Linked DNA regions of Homo sapiens: all the other regions are linked to region 1. The links are chromatin contacts, found by Hi-C in ENCODE. All regions are on one chromosome and are shown on one strand. Each heading gives the region's core, a stretch centred on a gene start or an enhancer-like site at or near the end of the contact. The rest is flanking DNA. Distances are from core to core; before and after follow the strand shown. Region 1 has its middle 18 kb from the start of C10orf67. Region 2 overlaps MLLT10 (MLLT10 histone lysine methyltransferase DOT1L cofactor). Region 3 holds the start of ARHGAP21 (Rho GTPase activating protein 21). Region 4 overlaps KIAA1217. Region 5 holds the start of SPAG6 (sperm associated antigen 6).

Region 1 (2,806 bases), core at 160-2,659:
TAAGGATAAAGGTGAGTGTGTCAAAGAGTGATAGTTGCCTCCTCCTCCCATTCATTCTCCTTTTCTATGGTATTAGGATCCTGATTATTTTTTGTTGTTGTTGTTGTTGTTTTATGTTGTTTTATGAAAGAGGATCTTGCTCTGTTGTCCAGGCTGGAGTGCAGTGGTGCACAGCTCAGTGCAGCCTCAAACTCCTGGGCTCAAGCAATCCCCCCGCCTCAGGCTCCCGAGTAGCTAGGACCACCATGGGCTAGGATCTTGATTTTTAACTTATCACATGGCCAACCAGAATAAACAACGACATTTACCCCCTTGCAGGTAGGGGTAGCCAGGAGACTAAGTTCTACAAATGAAGTAGAAGTGGTTTGTAGCTACTTCTGGGAGCCCCCTGAAAGACGGCTGTTCTCTTGGCTACTTTTCATCTCTTCCGCCCTCCCTTTGGCTGTAACACAGACATGATGGCTGGAACTGGAGCAATCATTTAGGCAATGAGGTGACCACAAAACACAGAGGACTGGCAAGACGCAAGGAACCTGGGTCTTGAGGTCTTGGTAGAGCACAGCCACCTCACCAGCCTTGGATTGCCAATTGCTGCCTAAAAAAGAAATGAACTTCCATCCTGTTTAGACCGTGATTATTTGAGCGTCTATTATTCACAGCCAAACTTAATTCTAACTCTTACAGTGAATGAGTGGTTTTATGGATATGAAGTTGAAGGGGTTTTTCTCTAATGGTTTCATTTTCTTTGTGAGGTAGGATGTGAGATCATAGGACGACAGCGAAAGGTTGCAGAGTGAGATCAAAGAGGCAAGTATAAGAGAGTCTGAAATTGCTGTGGCTGGGCGTGGTGGCTCACACCTATAATCCTAGCACTTTGGGAGGTCAAGACAGGAGGATTGCTTAAGCCCAGGAGTTTGAGACAAGCCTGGGTAACATAGTGAGATCCCATCTGTACTACCAAAAAAAAAAAATTAACCAGGTGTGATAGTGGGCTATAGTCCTAGCTACTCAGGAAGCTGAGGCAGGAGGATCGATTGTTTGAGCCCAGGATGTCAAGGCTACAGTAAGCCGAGATCACGACATTGTACTCTAGCCTAAGCGACAGAGCAAGAGCCTGTCTAAAAATAAAAAAAATATTAAAAAAGTAGAATTCTAAGAGTGAGCTAGGGAATAAATCAGGCTAGTCTTGAGTGCCTGTGCTGGATATTCTCTGGTCTCCAACCCAAGTTTTCATTCTTCTCCATCCTGCTGTGGTTCAAGAGCTGATTTTTTTATGCACTTCTTCATTCAAGCTCCCTCCCAGCTCTGTTGGGTTCTTGAGTTTGGTCATCCGGAGGTGCCTGCAGAATAGTTGGGCTGAGCAGAGAGACAGGTTGGGGTAATAGTTTCCTGTTTGTCAGTTGCTGCATTCCTTTACTGAACTGAAGACCGTAGCCCCAGCTACCTGCTAGGCTGCTAAGTTCTGGTAATGTCCCCCCTTCCCCCTGCAGGATGAAAGGTGGAAGCTTGCTGGGTCTCCTTATCCCCACCCACACCTTTGTAAATCTTCCTTTTCTTCTTTCTTTTTTCTTTTTTTTTTTTAATAGAGACTGGGTCTCACTATGTTGCCCAGGCTGTTCTCAAACTCCTGGCCTCAAATGATCCTTCCCACTTCAGCCTCTCAAAGTCCTGGGATTACAGGCATGAGTCACAATGCCCAGCCTTCCCTTTCTTAAGCCTTCCTCAGTTACCCTTTCTAAGTGTGTCATCTGTTTCCTGATGGGACCTTGCCTGGTACTAGGGCCATCTGAGGTTGGAGATCACAATTTATGGTAAAATCAATAGGTCTTGTGGTTTGACTTCCCTTGCTGTACCAAGATGCCCAGGTGTAAACAGAGAAAGCAAGTTATAGTTTAGCCAGCTGCATACACCATGAGGAGAGTCAAGTGAGCTACCAAATTGGCAGCTAATATTGAAATGATGTAAGCTGATGATGGAGGAAGTGAAGAAAGGATATGGTAGAGGGCCTGGGAGGGAGCAGAGGAGTTATCCTGCTCCTTACTGGAGGATCTGGCGGATCAAAAGGCAGGGACCCTGGAGTGGGCAGGAGAAGATGAACCACAAACTAGAGGTTGAGAAAGCATGGTCAGAGAGTGAGATACTTGAATTAGTGAAAACAGAACTGGTCAGACAGAGCTGAAACCCATTTAGGGCCTTTATATGTCCCCAGGGCAATTACTATGAACAGGGGACACTACACAGGGAAATTAAAGAAGAAAAATATTGTTCTCCTCTCTGGAGGACTTAACAGTTGAACTAGGAAGGCAGATGAACAGTGCACATAAAATGCCAACTGAATGGAACAGAGTATAAAAAGATGTTCAGAGGAGGAAGCCTCCCCCAAGGCTGGCCCATTCTGAAAGATGTGGATGTCTTAGTCCCTTGTCTGTTGCTTATAACGGAATACTTGAAACTGGGTAATTTATAAAGAAAAGGAATTTATTAATTTATTTCTTACAGTTGTGAAGACTGGGAAGTTCAAGGTTGAGGGACTGCATCTGGTGAGGACCTTCATGCTTGTGGCAGGGGGACTTCCTGCAGAGCCCCAGGGAGATGCAGGACATCAAATGATGAGGAGGCTGAGCGTGCTTGCTCAATTCCCCCTTCTTCTTCTTATAAAGCCACTAGTGCCTCTCCTCTGATAACCTATTAATTCATGAACCCTCTAATCTATTAATCCATTTTTATGACCAGAGCCTTTATGACCCAATCATCTCTAAAAGGCCCCACCTCTCAATAATGGGATTTACGTTTTAACATGACTTTT
Region 2 (2,806 bases), core at 200-2,699, 1.7 Mb after region 1:
CTACCTTGGGGACTGAGGTGTGAGGATCACTTGAGCCTGGAAGTTCAAGGTTGTAGTGAACCATGCCGTGATTGTATCACTGCACTCCAGCCTTGGCAATAAAGCAAGACTCTGTCTTTAAAAATAAATAAATAAATAAATGAAGTTATTGACTTATATAATAAATTAAAGCACCTAGAATCTTATTCAAACAGGGAAAACAAAACAACTGGGACATTTTAAAAAGCCTTACAGCTATAATTAAGGCGTCGGGATCTTTTTTATATCTACAATTTCTCCAGAAAAATGATATATTTAGCCAATGCATTCATTCTGCAAACATCACTGAACTCATTATTTGCCAGGCATTATTCTAAGCCCTGGAGATAAAAAGCCATTCAAGATAGGTAGTCTTTGCCTTCAAGAAGTTGCGTAGAAAAAAGGCATTACAAACAGTTGTGGAGAGCACTATGACAGAGACATCCTCAGGAGGCTAGGAGCACAGAAAAAGAGGTATCTAATTCAGACCTGGAGTGAGAAAAGTGGTGAGCCAAAAAACTTACTGGAAGAGATGTTGTTGCTTTTCAAGCTAATTTCTTTTCTATCTTTTGTTTGTTTGTTTTCTGAGACAGAGTCTCTCTCACCTATGCTGGAGTGCCGTGGTGCAATCATAGCTCACTGCAGCCTTGACCTCCTGGGCCAAGCGACCCTCCTGCCTCAGCCTCCCAAGTAGCTGGGACCACAGGCGAATGCCACCACACCTGGCTTTTTTTTTTTTTTTTTGCGTTGGTTGTGGGGTCGGTGGGTTAAGAGATGGGGTCTCACTATGCTGACAGGCTGATTTCAAACTCCTGAGCTCAAGTGGTCCTCCCACCTCAACCTCCCAAAGTGCTGGCATCACACGCATGAGCCACCATGCCCAGCCTCAAGCTAGTTTCTTTTTTGAGGTGAAGTCTTGCTCTGTTGCCCAGGCTGGAGTGCAGTGGTGCAATCTCGGCTCGCTGTAACCTCTACCCGCGGGTTCAAGTGATTCTCCTGCCTCAGCCTCCCTAGTAGCTGGGATTACAGGCACGTGCCATCACACTCAGCTAATTTTTGTATTTTTACTAGAGATGGGGTTTCACCATGTCGGCCAGGCTGGTCTCAAACTCCTGACCTCAGGTGATCTGCCCGTCTCGGCCTCCCAAAGTGCTGGGATTACAGGTTTGAGCCACCACATCTGGCCTCTCAAGCTAATTTCTAAAGGGGCTGCAGTACAGAGGTGAAGGACGGTTTGAGGAAGAAACATGCAGTAGAGCAGGATAAATTCTAAGGACTTGGTGACTAATTAGACCTGAAAATTCTATTAGACCAATAGAACCTGGTGACTAATTAGACCTGAAAAATAAAAACAAGGGTAGAGTCACCAATGACTCTTAAGCATAAGTAAGTACATGTAGTGATACCATTCACTGAAACAGGAACAGCAACTGAAAGCAGTGTTTGGTTACTGTACGGAAGTAACTGTGCTAGTATAAGAACTCAATGAGGTAAATATTACTCCCATTTCACATATGAGCAAACAGAACTTTAAAGAAATAAAGTAACTTTTTTGGTGAGCTAGTAGGTGGTGAAATAATGATTCAAACTCACAGGTATCCTATAAATGAAATCACTTCCTAATACAAATTAAGAGGTTCAGGGTCATGGTCTTTGAGATGCCTGTGGGACACAGAACTCCTACATATAGAACACAATGGGATAAGCCTAAAACCCAGCAGGAAATTCAGATCTGAAGACATAAATCTAGGAGTGAGAAGCATGGTAAGTTACAGTAAGTAAACCTGCAAACTAAAAATACTTACTATTGGTCTGCACTATGGTTGAAATTTTAACCAGTTGCTCATAATTATTATAGAAATAAGAAATTTCCCATTAAGAACTCTAGATGCCTAATATCTCTTGAAAAACTGAAGATTTGCCAACACTGGATACTATATTATAAAAGAGCAACAATCTGACCAGAGCTCTGAACAGGGCATAGAGACTTTAATCCATCAGCATCTCCATCATCCCTTACCATGTCACTCATTTATGTTACCTATGTGGCCCCATAAGTATTTTACTTACAACTCTTGATATGAACACAATGGTCAAGGCCAAGGAACAAAAATGGAATCACCCAGGGAAAGTTCTCAGCATGATCAAGAGAAGAGAACCAAAGACAGAACCCTAAATAACATTACCATTTAAAGGGTAAACAAACAAAAATAGATCACAAAGGGCAAACTTAGAAAACTAAGATAGAGAATCTTATAAACTGCTCTAAGAATTTCAAAGGAATGGCCTGGTGCAAGTGGCTCATGCTTGTAATCCCAGCACTTTGGGAGGCCAAGGTGGGCAGATCTCTTTGAGCCCAGGACCAGCCTGGGCAACATGGTGAAATCCTATCTCTACCAAAAATGCAAAATTAGCTGGGTGTGGTGTCAAGCATGGTGGTGTGTGCCTGTAGTCCCAGCTACTTGGGAGGCTGAGGTGGGAGAACTGCTTGAGCCTGGGAGGTTGAGATTGAGCCGAGATTGTGCCACTGCACTCCAGCCTCAGTGACAGAACAAGACCGTCTCCAAAAAAGAAAAAGAAAGGAAAGGAAGAAAAAGAAACAAGTTTGGCTAAGAGGGCCAGAAAAGAGACAGCATGTTAATGCAGTGATTATTTATAAACTTTATATTCCAAATAATACATAGCAGAGAAAAAGATATGCATTTTTAAAGGTTGCTACTCCATAGATAATTCAACAAATATTGAGTTTCTACTGAATTCAGTGTTTTCAGAGTATCTTAGAAAATAA
Region 3 (2,806 bases), core at 195-2,694, 1.4 Mb before region 1:
TTTAGTTGTAGATTTGGTTTGGCACCTTCCACTTTAAGGAAGATGTAAAAACTAAGGCGCAGGTACTCCAGCTGCAGGGAGTGTTTTTTGTCCCCGCTCCCCTGTCCCCCATAAAGAAACAGGACCTCAGGTGGTGGGCGGGCGGGGAAGGAGAAGGGATGTTTCTAAGTCTACAGGGGAGAGTGTAGAAAGAAAGAAGGAAAAGGTAAGAGGACTCCACAGTTTCTAGGTTTTGTTCTTCTTTTTTTCCCTCTGGACAGCGGTGGCAGCTGATCAGACACAATAGCTGGCAGTCCCCGGCCGCAGTGAGGATAAAAATGACCCTCAACAGCACCAGCAGGAGCACCGAGAAGGGGAGGGGAGTGTGTATGGGAGGGGGCGAGGATGAGGGTGACAAGGTGACAAACGCTGCCTCTGACTGCGAGCAACTCCCCCTCCAGCCCCGCGAGGCTCGGAGCCGGGGAGCCACCTCCCCGGAGCGGGGCGGGGTGGGAAGGAGAGGCCGAGGGGGCGGTGGCCTTCACCCGGGGGCGGGGAAGAGGGCGGAGGGAAGCCTGATTTACCAGCCCCTGATTGGTTCGCGTTCTCTCGTCGCGTCTCCCGATTGGGTAATTTGCAGCGGGAGATGTTGTGAGGCACGGCGGGGCGGAGCGAGCTGCCGGGGTCTGTGACAAGGCCCGGGAATTGGGTGGGGAGGGTGGCGGTTGTGCCGCGGCTCCGGAGCCGCTGTGACCTGGAGTGTGGCGGACAGAGAAGCGCAGCCGCCTCTCCACAGTTCCGCTAGCCGCGCCAAATTCGCTCAGCCGCTCTGCAGAATTTATAAAAGGGAAAGAACTGAATGAGCAACGCTTGGCTAACTTCCCCCTTCCCACCACAGGAAGAGATTTTTGCTGTGAGGCGTGAGGGGACACTCCCTTATCTGGAAGTCCCACGTCTCGTCGCAGCTTCATTGCCTTCCCGCTGCAAAAAAGGGGTGGGGGCACAATTTGCCAAGCCCTGTCCCCCAATCTAGGACCTTTGATCCCTGGAGTCTGCAGATGTCGCTGTTATAGGCTTGTCCCCCTCTCCACCCCAGACGTCTACCACCAGGTCTCCTTTCCCGGGAGCAAGCCCATCCCTGGACGCTGCCGTTCAGCGCTTGGGAGACTGCAGGGGCGGGGAGCGTTGTGTGCCTGGTTTTGGGGTGCTGGGGGGCGAGGGCTTGTAGGTCCCGCGACCCACGGGGAGGGGGCAGGCGAGCACCCCGCTCCGGCCTCCGGCTAATCCCCCTTCTCCAGCGTCGGTTCCCCGGTCCCGTGTTATTCAAGACAGAAAATATTCAGCCCCAGAGCCTCCCCTGGGGAGGGGAGGGGAAGGAGGTGGAGTGGGAGGAGGTGGATCCAGGGAGGAAGAAGCGAGAAATCCGCCCCCGGGAAACAGCTCCGCGCGGCCACGGAGCGAGGCGCTTCTGTCACTTGGCGTTCGCGGGCGCCGGAGCTGGGCCCCGGCCCGGCCCGGCGAGGCGAGGGGAGAGTCCGGCGGCCGCCGCCCCGCCCCACGCCCTCCTGCGGCGGCCGAGAGCCCGGGGCCGGCCGGGGCAGGTCGCGGCGGTGCCTGGGAGCGGCCGGCCGGGGGCGGCGGCCTCGGAGCGCGGCGGCGGCGGCGGCGGCGGCGGCGGGCAGCGCGGGATCGTCCGGCTGCGGGGTCCGGCTCACGCCGGGCGGGCGGGCGGGGCGCGCTGTCCCGGAGCCGGCCAGCCCCGTGCGGATCCACTCGTCCCGCTTCCTCTGGTGCGTGTCTGGTTTCTTTTCCGTCTCAGCCGAGAGGGCGCTGCGCTCGCGGGCCGTGGAGTGCCCGGCTTGCCGCGGGCTCTCTCCCTTCCCGCCACAGGCCACCCGGCCGGGCGCTGGCTCGGGGCCGGAGGGAGCCCGCGGCGGGCGCCCGGCGGGGGCGGAGGGGCCGCGCCCGCGTGTGCGGAGCAAGGGCGGGCGGCGGGGCGGAGGGAAGGGCACAAAGGCCGGCGGTGGGCGCTGGGGTCCGGCCGGCCAGCCTTGGAGGAGGGGCGCCTGGGGCCGCTCATGAATATTAACCGAGCCTGCGGCCTAGCGCGTCCCGGCCGGGCCCGGCGCCCGGCCAGCGTCTCCGCTTCAGCTCGCCGCCGCGCTTCGGCCGCCGGGCCCGAGCGGGCGGGAAGGGTAAGGCCCCCGGTTTTGTCTCGCCCCGGGGCTCCTAGCACCTTTGAGAAAGTCCATATTGGGGCCGCTCTCCTCGGGAGCTCGAGGTCCCCGACCCGCCTCAGGAAGGGGCGGGGGAATCGTGGGGAGGTGGGTGGTGGTTTGCTTTTTCTCGTTTTTTCCCCCTAGGTGGCCACAGGGGAAGGGAAGCCGTGTCGAGTGGTAGTTGGGGGAAAAGCCGCGACTTCAGAGTTGCTCGGGTGTAGCTCCAGAATCATGCCCTGGAGCGGGAGCGGCGCCGGCGTCCCACCCGCGGCCGCGCACGCCTCCCCGGCCGTCCCCACCCAGCCCCGCCGCGGGCCAAGGAAAACAGCCGCCTCCTCGGGGACGCCGGCCGGGGCGGAGGGGCGGAGGGGCGGCGCCCGAGTCACCCGGAGACGCCGCCGAGCCCACGCCGGCCCCAGCCAGGCTGGCTTTGTGCTTGCGTTTTTGGGGGGCGGAGGGGAGCGAAGAGGGGGCTTGGAAAGTGTGATCCCATTTCAGCCTCGTGGGGGAGAAAACTTCACCGAAGTGTCCCTGTCTGGGTGATGCAGAAAACAACATGCACAGCCCTCTGCTCTACCCAGGAAAGACATGAATTAAAATGCACTTGA
Region 4 (2,806 bases), core at 95-2,594, 1.0 Mb before region 1:
GGTTGATGTTGCCCTTGACAGCCTCTTTGTCCAAATCCATGGAATGTACAACAGCAAGAGTGAACCCCAGTGTAAACTATGGACTCTGGGTGATATCAATGTGTCGGTCTCATTTCATTGATCGTAACAAACGTACCACTCTAGTAGGGTATGCTGATCATGGGGGAGGCTGTTCATGCGTGGAGGCCAAGGGTGTATGGGAACTGTCTGTACTTTCTGCTCGATCTTGTTACAAACCTAAAAAATTGCTCCTAAAAAATAAAATGATAAAAAAAATTCATGATAAACCATCAAAATTTTAAATAAAGGCAAGATCAACAGGGCTTCATGAGAGAACTTAAAACTCTATGGATTGAGATAAAGTGACAACATACAGATGCCAAAAGACACCCAGGGCTTCCAGATGGCATCAACAGCGGGTTTCCAGGGGGGTTACAGCTCAAAGTATCCAGTCGGCATATCTGAGGCCCCATGGAGTTGCAGCTGTGCTTCTGGGCCACCCAGGTGCTGGTAGACACCCTGCTCATGGCCGGGGCTCTCTGGGGAGCACTGTTTATCCCAGGAACCCGTGCGTCTGTGTGTTAAATAAGGCCAGGCAGGCGGGGAGTTTCCCAAAGACTAAGCTGAGCAAGGCCCCTGGGAGGGAGACTGCATTTGCACTTGCTGTGAGTCACATTTTCCTTTTTATTTCCCGTCCAGGCTCAACTGGATTACGCCATAAGGGCCAGGTGCGGCTGGGGGGACATTCCCCAATCGGCCACAAAGAGGCGGTCAAGGGCAACATCAACCCAGCTGGCCCAGTGCCAGCCTCATTTTCTGGAACCAGAGCTTCCCTTGGCTTTGGCAAGAAACTTCTCATTTCTCTCCTCTCCTCTTACTGTGTTCCTTTGTTTCTATCCAGGAGTAGTGAAAAATGGCAGGCCAAAAAGCCCCTCACAGGGAGGGCAGAATAAACAGGTCAGATGCATTTTTCAGCCTGCTGTGACAGCACACCGGCACTCTACAGCAAAGGATGCTGAGTAAAATGGAGCAATTTGCAGAAGCGTGGCCACCCCGTGCGAAAACACCCGCCACCCTCAGCCATTCCTTGGGCAAGCCGGCCCCAGCTCCTGCAGCCTCTCTGCCCCAAGGCTTGGTTCCTGAACCCAGCAAGTCTCAACCTGCACTGCCAACCGTTCTTGGCTGCAGAGGAAATTCCTTCCTTTAAGACAAAAGATCCATTATCCGACAGAGTCAAAGTTCCCCCAGGTATGGGGGAAGGCGGACAGGCATTTATTCTTATCTTCGTTTTGGTTTGCAGAGCTGAGGTTATCTTTACAGAGACCTGAGCTCATTTCCTCCAAGCACAAAGGAGAAATCCCATTCCTTGCCTGGCTCCTAAGTGTGAGTGGAGTTAAGAAAGCACAAGTTTCAGGCCAGACATGCTGGCTCATGCCTATAATCCCAGCATTTTGTGAGGTTAAGGTGGGAGGATTACTTGAGTCCAGGAATTCCAGACCAGCCTGGGCAACATAGTGAGACCCCATCTCTACAAAAAATAAAAAATTAGCCAGGCGCCTGGGTGCGTGCCTGTAGTCCCATCTACTCTGAAGGCTGAGATGGGAGGATCCCTTGAACGTGGGAAGTCGAGGCTGTAGTGAATCATGATCATGCCATTGCACTCCAGCCTGGGTGACAGAGCAAAACTCTGTCTCAAGAAAAAAAAAAAAAAAAAAGAAAAGAAAAACCACAAATTTCTTGAATCCACACAGAAAGCCCCAGCCTGGTGACGGTGTGGAAGCCTGTGTCATCTTGACACTGTCTTGGCCCATGATGCTCCTTGGGTGTGTCCCTCCCCTGTGTGTCCTTGTCCCTTCATTTGTAAGATCATGTTAATGGGAACTGGAGCCCTGGACTTCCCACTGCTGCCACTTAATTAAGTGTGTGAGCTCAAACAAGCAAACACACACATAAACAAAAAGCACATTTTCTGTGGTCTTCTCTCATTTATACAATGAGGATCCTAGATTACTAACCTAAGATCAAATTTTAATTTGATCTTAATTTGATCAAAATTTAATTTGACACAAAATTTAATGTTAAATATTAATATTGATAATACAAATAATAACAAAGTTGTAGGGTTTTTTTTTAGGACAGCTAGGACAATGTCTGAATTCAGTCTGCTTGGGTCATTATCTGCAGCAAAGGAACTAAAATCAGGGTACCTTCTCTCACATCAATCTTTTTCTTTCTTCTCCCAGCAAGGCATTTGCTCAGTTTTACATGGCAGAGTTCAGCTGTCTTTTGCACGTGCTAGACTCTGAAGGCTTTTGCATGTTGACTCTTTTCCTGTCCCCTCTTATCCCCAAGCCCATCTGTTTGCAAACACAAGTACCCAAATCAGAACCTTAACATGGCAATGAAGCATAAGAAACATCTGCCCCCTTGACAGAGAGGTCTAAATCCTCACGACTTGTCCATTTTGTTAAAGCGCCAAAAAAAGCAATTAAAAAAGCAAAGCAAGATAGAAAGTAAACTTCCAATACAAAAAAAAAAAAAAGGAAATGATACGTGGTAAAATCATAAAAAGAATCCTTCTGCCTTTCAGAAAAGCTGTGCCCTACACACACCAAGCCCCTCTATCCTTTCACGTGGTAGTGGGAACAGCCTCGTGTTTATGGTTCTTATGAACAGTCATGCAGATGTTAGCCACATTGTCCCTTTTTGTCATCTCCTCCACTGGACTACCAGACAGGTGCAGCAGGGCTGGTGGAAACCCACACCACTGGGTACAAATGCCAACTGTCCTGGCCTCTGGGACTGG
Region 5 (2,806 bases), core at 191-2,690, 1.0 Mb after region 1:
GAAACTGAGAAAAGGGTACACGGGATCTCTCTGTATTATCCCTTACAGTTGTGAATCTACAATTATTTCAAACTAAAATGCGTTTAGAAGATTATAAAATATACTTTATTGTAAATACATGCCCCCCAATAAAAACACACAAGGAATAAATGCCAAAAATCCTAGTGACAAAACGAAGTATCACATAGGTGCAGTAGTAATTCCCCTCAAAGAAACCCAGAGTAATCATTACACTTAAGTATTCTTGCTGTCAACATGTTAATTGTTTAAATTATGTGTTAGTTTTAAAGATCACATCCTATAAACTGAAGATTTCTCATGACACAGTAGTGATAAAATGCTACCTTACAGTTCAGATGGTGGTAGAATCATCCAAAAAAAAAGAAGAAGAAAGAAGAAAGAAGAAAAGAAGAAGAAGAAGAGGAAGAAGAAGAAGAAAGAAGAAGAAGAAGAAGAAGAAGAAGAAGAAGAAGAAGAAGAAGAAGAAGAAGAAGAAGAAGAAGAACCATTTTCTCTTATCAGTTTATGTTATGAGATAAGAAGATCTCTCTCCCTCCCTCTCCCCCTCTCTCCCCCTCTCACATCTGCAAGAGTCCGGACTGAGGAGTAGAAGGAACGCGCCATAAGGATTTCGCAAAGTCTGGTCTCTACCTACTTGGAATTTCTTGGAAAAGATTCAAGCATATCATTCCCCTTTCACTAAAGCAAGACGAGAAATCACGTCTAAACCACTGGAATTGCTTTGCTGTGAGGAAGTCGAAGGTGATCAAAGGCAGGGTGGCATGCAAAATGGCACTTGGATAAAATGGGTCTCATTAGGGTAGAGTCCCATTCACGTAAAATGACTCCAGGCAATTCCTAGGGCCTCGACTTTCAACCTGACACTTGCCTGTGTGCAATGAAGATGGAAACAGGGACAACGCGCACCTCCCACAACCATCTGGAAGCTTCACCCTCTCGGCCTGACCCCCAAAGACCCGCTGAAAAGAATGGATGCTTTTGCGAACTCCGGTCCCCACACTGCGGCTCCCCAAGAGCTCCACGGGCAGGGCAGCGGGGCGGAGGCGTCGGGGACTCAGTGCGCGGGGGGCGACGGGGGTTCGGGCTCCGGGCTCACCCGCGTTCTGCAGCGTCTCGATGTTTTGGGGTCTAGTCGCCAGCTCCGCCACCATCTGCACGAACTGGGTCCTGGCCTTCTGGTATTGCTCGAACACTGCGGGAGAGAGAGTCGGTGGAGCCCACCGCACCCGGGTCTCCTCGGCGCCAGCTAGTTAGGGCACCTGCCCGCCTCGGCCCTACCTTGCAGCACCTGCCTCTGACTCATGGCGCCCCCGCCGCCGTCTGCCCTCCTCGAGCTCTGCGGGGAAGCCGCTCGGCCTGCGAGTCCACCAAGGGGGCGATCGTGGCGACGACTCGGCCTCCGACGGGAGCCGCTTCTCTGTGTACCCGCGTCTCCCGGGCAACCTACCGGAACCGGAACGCGGCCGTCTTGCTGCAACGGCCAGTCCCGGGCGTGACGTCACGGCCGCGGTGCCTGGGCGCACTGAGCGGGGCGGCGGCGCGAAGACGCCCGAGCTCGAGGACTCGGACTGCTGGGGCTCTCAGCGCGCCAGGCTCGCGGAGCCGCCGGGACATCGCGCGCCGTCGAGTATCCCTGCACTGCCCGGAGGTCGGAGCTCCTTACAAAGCGACCCCAGATTGCCGTGGTATCCTGACTGCGGCGCGGGTCGGGACCAAGCGCCGGGAGAGCCCCACGCGCCAAGGGAGCCTGGTTCGAGGGCAGCCAGACGAGTAAATTGCAGCCCTGGAGTTGTCTGAGCTTCGACGGTCCCGAGAAATCTCACACGTCACATTGTACAATCCGATCAACACATGAATGTCAATGCAACTTAAGTGTTGCATTGACATTTAACACTGCACTGACAGTAAAACACTGATTTAGGAATCCGTGTTTTCTTTTGTAACCCGCTGTTATATACCTGGCATTCCTGGTTTCAAGATTCCTGGAGGAGCATGACAACCATGTTCACACACTTAATTACACTGTATTGAAAGCATTTAATGAGCACTCAGAGACTCAGTGAGGAAAGCAGATGAGGAAAGGATGTGATGAATGTCCTGTCTTCCCTGGCTTTCTCCTAATGACTACTAATTTTGCTGTTTCCTCACTTTTATGTGATTTGTAAATATTTTGTCTTAGTCTTTTAAATTTAGGCTTCGTTATGTTGATGAATGACATCTCCAACAGAAAAAGAGAGAGAACCTTTACCTGGAAAACCAGACTTCCCTATCTTATATAACTTGAACCCTTTACCCAGTTTCTTTTAACAAAATTGAAGTACTTAGTCTATTACTGGTTTCTAGCTTGTCTTTGAAAACTATATACCAGTTGTTTCAATGACAGTTGTCAACTTTAAATGTTCCTCCATCAAAAACTACAATTTCACCAGATGTCAAGTGGATACATAGCCGCAGCTGCTGCTAAGTAGTGCCAAGACAGGAAACCCCTTGATATTTCTTCAACAGAAGGGAGCATGCAAACTTAACTGGTTCTATATTTGGAATGAGTCCTCTATATTTATCTTTGAGATCTCACCCTTCACTGAGCTCTTGATGAAGTCCTGATACTTTGTGGAGCTCCAAATAGTTGGGGAATGGTCCAGCAATCAGAGAGAAGAATAAGTGTGTTTAGTCGGGTCCCTAATACCCCCGAAGGGCAGGTACATGTCTTCTGCTTCTGCAGCTCAAAAGCCAGTGATGGCCACAATCTTTTTACTTAATTCAAAGTCGTAAGTTTTACAGTGAT

The links. Hi-C counts contacts between places; a loop is a spot of excess contacts on that map. Pooled maps may share reads with other maps.
Region 2: a map with no recorded cell type shows a loop between it and region 1 (4-fold over the local background). The contact joins two enhancer-like sites. A Hi-C loop is called at or near these places in 3 of 37 single-sample maps with no recorded cell type and 5 of 50 pooled maps.
Region 3: a loop to region 1 is called in a map of naive thymus-derived CD4-positive, alpha-beta T cell, with 7 times the contacts of the local background. The contact joins the promoter of ARHGAP21 here to the enhancer-like site in region 1. A Hi-C loop is called at or near these places in 1 of 168 maps with a recorded cell type or tissue (naive thymus-derived CD4-positive, alpha-beta T cell), 3 of 37 single-sample maps with no recorded cell type and 8 of 50 pooled maps.
Region 4: a loop to region 1 is called in a pooled map, with 33 times the contacts of the local background. The contact joins two enhancer-like sites. A Hi-C loop is called at or near these places in 9 of 37 single-sample maps with no recorded cell type and 7 of 50 pooled maps.
Region 5: a map with no recorded cell type shows a loop between it and region 1 (3-fold over the local background). The contact joins the promoter of SPAG6 here to the enhancer-like site in region 1. A Hi-C loop is called at or near these places in 4 of 37 single-sample maps with no recorded cell type and 4 of 50 pooled maps.

The regions. Positions count from the first base shown.
Region 1 is chr10:23,361,639-23,364,444 of GRCh38, reverse strand. No RefSeq gene overlaps it. Among named protein-coding and RNA genes, the nearest start is that of C10orf67, 18 kb to the right of the region's middle. Within about 2 kb of position 1,409, at least 3 of the 41 ENCODE cell types and tissues checked have a DNase peak (open chromatin) inside an H3K27ac peak, as active enhancers do.
Region 2 is chr10:21,709,539-21,712,344 of GRCh38, reverse strand. All of the region lies in intron 13 of MLLT10 (MLLT10 histone lysine methyltransferase DOT1L cofactor), which reads right to left. Among named protein-coding and RNA genes, the nearest start is that of MLLT10, 180 kb to the right of the region's middle. RefSeq lists enhancers at 800-1,300, 1,270-1,369. Within about 2 kb of position 1,449, at least 2 of the 41 ENCODE cell types and tissues checked have a DNase peak (open chromatin) inside an H3K27ac peak, as active enhancers do.
Region 3 is chr10:24,722,525-24,725,330 of GRCh38, reverse strand. ARHGAP21 (Rho GTPase activating protein 21) reads left to right here and starts at 1,444. Exons shown (of 26, transcript NM_020824.4): 1 at 1,444-1,769. RefSeq lists silencers at 325-704, 1,455-1,644, 1,675-1,744, 1,835-1,914, 1,935-2,294 and 1 more and an enhancer at 1,001-1,911.
Region 4 is chr10:24,381,754-24,384,559 of GRCh38, reverse strand. All of the region lies in intron 3 of KIAA1217, which reads right to left. Among named protein-coding and RNA genes, the nearest start is that of MIR603, 110 kb to the right of the region's middle. RefSeq lists enhancers at 826-985, 1,136-1,215, 313-1,512. Within about 2 kb of position 1,344, at least 21 of the 41 ENCODE cell types and tissues checked have a DNase peak (open chromatin) inside an H3K27ac peak, as active enhancers do.
Region 5 is chr10:22,344,130-22,346,935 of GRCh38, reverse strand. It overlaps SPAG6 (sperm associated antigen 6), which reads right to left and starts at 1,440. Exons shown (of 11, transcript NM_012443.4): 1 at 1,300-1,440; 2 at 1,118-1,213. The coding sequence starts at 1,324. RefSeq lists enhancers at 595-1,411, 1,372-1,591.